Regions from separate parts of the Homo sapiens genome. Here region 1 is linked to region 2. Evidence: chromatin loops called from intact Hi-C (ENCODE). Cell type or tissue: psoas muscle. All regions are shown on one strand. Region 1 overlaps FSCN2 (fascin actin-bundling protein 2, retinal). Region 2 overlaps SLC38A10 (solute carrier family 38 member 10).

What was found. Hi-C counts contacts between places; a loop is a spot of excess contacts. Peaks named below come from ENCODE experiments on the same cell type or tissue, not always from the same donor. Only the 100,000 strongest peaks of a DNase experiment are listed, where the experiment ranks them.
Region 1: it touches region 2 in a loop (5-fold over the local background); 31 of 110 quality-filtered maps call a loop at or near these places.

The regions. Positions count from the first base shown.
Region 1 is chr17:81,536,394-81,538,893 of GRCh38, reverse strand. It overlaps FSCN2 (fascin actin-bundling protein 2, retinal), which reads right to left. Exons shown (of 5, transcript NM_012418.4): 4 at 2,105-2,272; 5 at 1,764-2,019. The coding sequence ends at 1,814. Among named protein-coding and RNA genes, the nearest start is that of FSCN2, 9.3 kb to the right of the region's middle. RefSeq lists an enhancer at 424-1,395. In psoas muscle, a CTCF peak has its summit at 1,112; DNase peaks (open chromatin) are centred at 743 and 1,123; H3K27me3 peaks cover 1,349 bases.
Region 2 is chr17:81,252,514-81,255,013 of GRCh38, reverse strand. It overlaps SLC38A10 (solute carrier family 38 member 10), which reads left to right. Exons shown (of 16, transcript NM_001037984.3): 12 at 1,774-1,941; 13 at 2,331-2,500. Among named protein-coding and RNA genes, the nearest start is that of NDUFAF8, 14 kb to the right of the region's middle. RefSeq lists an enhancer at 1-307. In psoas muscle, a CTCF peak has its summit at 1,513 (motif pointing left); a DNase peak (open chromatin) is centred at 1,487; H3K4me3 peaks cover 83 bases; H3K27ac peaks cover 617 bases.

The DNA.
Region 1 (2,500 bases), 280 kb before region 2:
AGATAGCTTGCTGTCCTTGGCACTGCAGCCTCCTGAACTAAGGCGGTGCTGGCCACCAGGGCTGAGACGGCGTCCCCAGCTGTCCTGACCTCTGTTGGGGCATTCTCCAGGGCCACCCATGTGGAGGCATCAGTGCTGGTGTGTTTACAAATGTTCATGCCCACCTGCCAGCCTGAGATCCTGCTGTGGGGACGCCTAGTTCAAGACGCCATGTGGTCCCCCCGAAAAGAAAGCTGCGACGCAGACCCTGAGGGGCCAAGAGAGCAGGTCACGTGGAACAAAAAGGAGATCTACAGCGGCAGGAAAGGAGGGACCACAGTGGGCAGTCCCCAGCCCCGCTGTGCCGCCAGAGTGTACAGGGACTGGGCGAAATGTACCCAACTCACATGCACCTCCAAGGAACCTGCTCTCAACACTCGGCATTTGAGGAGGGCTTGGCCTCAGAGGCAGGTGGCAGGTCCACAATCAGCTTCTCGGGGAGCCTGCGGACCACGGTGTGGCCGGGCCCTGTCGCCCATCCTGGGCCTCCCTGCCCTCACCTCTTCAGTGCACACCTCCTGGGCTCTCAGCACCTGAGCTCTCACTACGTGAGGCCCTTCCCCGGTGGCAGGGGCGGCCTCTCGACCTTTCCAGCTTCCTCCACCTGCTCCAACTCCGATCCTGGCTTGACACCGTAGCCTTGCATGACCCTCAACCCAGCTCACACGTGGGGTGAGAGCAGCTGTTCTTCCCCCTCCTCCTAGGAGCATGTGCTAGACGCCACCTGGCAGCTGCTGGCAGCTGTCTCTGCATGGAGTAGCACCTGCCTCAGCAGCAGCAGTGGGCCCCCCGCTTCCAGGCCCAGCCATTATTCCGTTCCAAAGGGTTTCTTTGACCTCCCACCCCACCCTCCGCTTCCTAGCCTCTGCCTCCCGCCGTGCCCCAGGCTGTGGATGTGGACGGAAGTGGGGGTTCCCGCAGTGGCAGGCCAAGTTCACGTCAGGCAGGGCAGTGCAGGGAGACAGACCCTCTCCGAGGCTCTGCTGAGCGGGGAGCCTGGAGGTGCTGAGTGCCAGCCACTGCGGTTCCACCTGGTGCCCCCAGTCCCGCCCCAGCCACAGACTCCACCTCACCTTGGCTGCCACCAGGGGACACTGCAGGCTGCAGGGACAGCCCGAGCTCCAGGGTCACTGCCGTTCCCTGCCAACTTGGACCAGGTGGCACCTGGTCCTCCAAGGGTTAACTCGGACCCGCCTTGCCCACGTGGCTCGGGGAGTTCCAGCCTCTTACCATGGAAACCTGCCCTTCTTTGTCCCTAAGGCTGGTGGGCTTAGTGGAGGGGCATCCCAGCCAGTTCCTCCCCTTGCTGGCCGTGCTGGTCCCACCTCCCCAGGACTGGCTCTCCCCCACCCTCTGCCACTCGCCTGGCCTTGAGCAGTGCACAAGGAAGGACGAGCACCGCAGGGGCTGCCGGGGGCTAGGGAGGGTTGAGGACCTAGGTTGGGGAGGGGCGGTGTCCAGTGAGGTCATCTGTGGTCGGTGTTGGTGGCCTCAACCCGCGCAGGCTCAGTCCCCCACCCACCCCCAGTCCCCGTCCTCCCCATGTCCTTGAGACCTCCCCTCCAGCGGCCTGGGTCACCCGGCCCATCCACAAGACCACCTCCCAGACGGGAGTCCCTGGGCACTGGGAAGTTCTGGGCTCTCTCTGGTTTGGGGAGAATTGTGGGCCTCCTCCACCTCCAGCTGCAGGACCCCCAAGCGGCGCCCCGGGGCCCACCCACAGCTGCGGGAGAGACACGGTTTTAATGCGCGACAGGCTGGTCTGGGCGCGGCCTCAGTACTCCCAAAGCGCGGTCCCGGCCGGGGCGTCGGCATCGGCCCGCAGCAGGCCCGAGGCGCCGCCGCGCAGGTACTTGCCGCTCCGGGCGCGGATGGCCAGGCGGCCGCGCTCACGGAACTCGAAGACGAAGTCCTCGGCGCGTTCGCCGTCGCTGCACACGCTGCCGTGGCTGCCCGTGTACCAGAACCCTCCGTCGCGGCCTGGGGGACGGGACGGCGTCGGCGGGGGTGCCCACCTGCCCGCTGCCACCCCCGCTCCCGCGTGCCCACCCGCCCCGCCACGCACCTCGGATCCGGTAGGCGCCGTCGCTGAAGCTCAGGTGGAAGACGTCGTAGACGGAGCGGTTGGTGTCCAGCTGGTTGGAGCCGCGGTGGTGGCAGACGAAGCCGTCCAGGCCGCGCAGCACCAGGATGGGCCGGTTGATGAGCTTGAGGGTGAACTCTTCGTCCTTGCCTGGCGGGGAGAGCGTCTGCTGCGCTGCCCCTCCCGCCACCTTCCCTGTCCAGGCCGGGCGGGGTGGGGGCCCTGGGAAACGCCACACCTGGACTTAGGGACCCAGGCCTGCCATTGCCTCATGTGCGGCCTTGGCAAGGCGCCTAGGGGGTTCCCAGCAGCGGAGATAAGGACATTCAGACCTGTTTCCCTTGCCAAGACGAGTTATCTTGACTAGCAAGTATGACT
Region 2 (2,500 bases):
GAACTGAATTTTGCTCCTGCTGAGAAAATGACTGCTCTGAGGCAACTTGTCCTATGACAACGGAGATTTCCTTTGTTTTGCTATATTTTCCCTTCCCCTCCCCAGCCTCCCTTTCTTCACTTAGTAATCCATTGGACAGGCCCTCTTGATTGACAGTTATGGCTTGTTTCCGCATGGGGCCTCTGCCGAAGCCTAATCGTGTGATGGAGACCAGTATGTTTTCACCTGCTCAGGCGGGTGGCCATACGCTTATAGAATTGGTCACTTGGGCCAGGCGCGGTGGCTCACGCATGTAATCCCAGCACTTTGGGAGAATGAGGCGGGTGGATCACTTGAGGTCAGGAGTTTGAGACCAGCCTGGCCAACGTGGTGAAACCCTGTCTCTACTAAAGATACAAAAATCAGCCAGGCATTGTGGCAGGTTCCTGTAATTCCAGCTACAGGAGGCTGAGGCATGAAAATTGCTTGAACCTGGGAGGCAGAGGTTGCAGTGAGCCGAAATTGTGCCACTGCACTCCAGCCTGGGCGACACAGCAGGAGTCCATCTTAAAAAAAAGTTGAATTTGTTACTTTAACTAAACTGTAGAGCCTAGCGTCTGCTTTCTGTTAACTAGTTTATTACCCAGTAGGGTGGTACCTTCCCTCTACAGTTTGTCTAGGACTCTCAACTCCAAACTGACAACAGTGTAACTGTCTGTTTCCCTAGACTAACATATCAGGCTGCTCTTAGAAGGCTGGTAGAAAGCTAAGCTAATTGTCCCCATTTTCTTCTCCTATGGGAGCTGGTGAGGCCCCATCTGCTGCTCTGAACTGGACTCTGTGTGAATTCTTCCTCAGACAGCTTCACCTGAGTCCCCCTCGGCTGCAGCGCCTGTCTCAGTGGACATATGGCCTTGCTGGGACAGGGAGGTGGTGATGGCGGTGGTGGTGGTGGTGACGGAGGTGACGACGATGATGGAGGTGATGGCAGTGACGGTGGAGGTGACGGTGATGTAGGTGATGATTATGGAGGTGGTGGCAATGATGCAGCGATGGTGGTGGGGATGGAGATGGTGGTGGTGATGACGATAATGGAGGTGATGGCAATGATGGTAGGGTTGGCAGTGATGGTGGTGATGGTAGTGGTGATGGTGATGATGATGGTGATGGTGGTAGGGATGGAGATGGTGGTGATGATAGCGGTGATGGTGATGATGGTGACGGTGATGATGATGGTGATGGTGGTAGGGATGGAGATGGTGATGATGGTGACGGTGATGATGATGGTGATGGTGGTAGGGATGGAGATGGTGATGATGGTGATGGTGATGGTGATGATGGTGATGTTGGTGGTAGGGATGGAGATGATGGTGATGATGGTGATGTTGATGGTGGTAGGGATGGAGATGATGGTGATGATAGCGGTGATGGTGGTGGTGGTGGTGGAGGTGACGGTGATGACGGTGATGATGGAGGTGATGGTAATGGAGGGGACTGTGGGAGAGTGGGTCGGTGGGCTCGTGCCGCCATCTGGTGGTAATGACTGAGTATTACATGGAGTCTAGTTCTCCCTGCCCCCAGTTAGGTGTAAATCGCATTTTGACATATTTTTGTTGTGAATACACATGAAAAATGACAGTTTTCTGTGCTACTTAGCTGCTAATGATCGAACAGGAAAAAGAAACTGCTTTGACTCTGCCATTTGGCTGGAAAATATGGTAACAGTCCAGGGAGAGCTGCCCCGCTCCTGGAGCTGCTTGGCAGTGCAGTTCCCTAACTGTGCCCTGCTCCCAGCCCAGGATCCGGTTGTGGCCGTGGCTGAGGATGGCCGGGAGAAGCCGAAGCTGCCGAAGGAGAGAGAGGAGCTGGAGCAGGCCCAGATCAAGGGGCCCGTGGATGTGCCTGGACGGGAAGATGGCAAGGAGGCACCGGAGGAGGCACAGCTCGATCGCCCTGGGCAAGGTGCTGGGCACTGGCTGGGGGTGCGGATGGGGAAGGGCGGCCCCGGGTCCTCCTTTGCAGGCTGGACACCCTGCGGGGTGGCTCTCAGGGCTGTGTGTATCTTTTTCCCTTCAGCCCAGCCTAAGTTCTGGTCCTTTTTGTTTTCTCTGTCTTTCAATTCAGATGAATGTCCTGCCCCTCCCAGAGCAACTTGTTTGCAGCTGCCCCTGTTGAACTTTAGCATCAGCTGTGCTTGGCCAGGCAGCAGGGAGGCCGGCAGGGGAGGTGGTATCTGTTGGCCTGTGTCACACTGTTGGGAGCCAGAACCCAGGGAAGAACCCAGTTCTAATTCCCTGGGAAGGGAAGGAGGGGCCTCAGCCTGACCCCATCTGTCCCCCGTGCCCTTGCAGGGATTGCTGTGCCTGTGGGCGAGGCCCACCGCCACGAGCCTCCTGTTCCTCACGACAAGGTGGTGGTAGATGAAGGCCAAGACCGAGAGGTGCCAGAAGAGAACAAACCTCCATCCAGACACGCGGGCGGAAAGGCTCCAGGGGTCCAGGGCCAGATGGCGCCGCCTCTG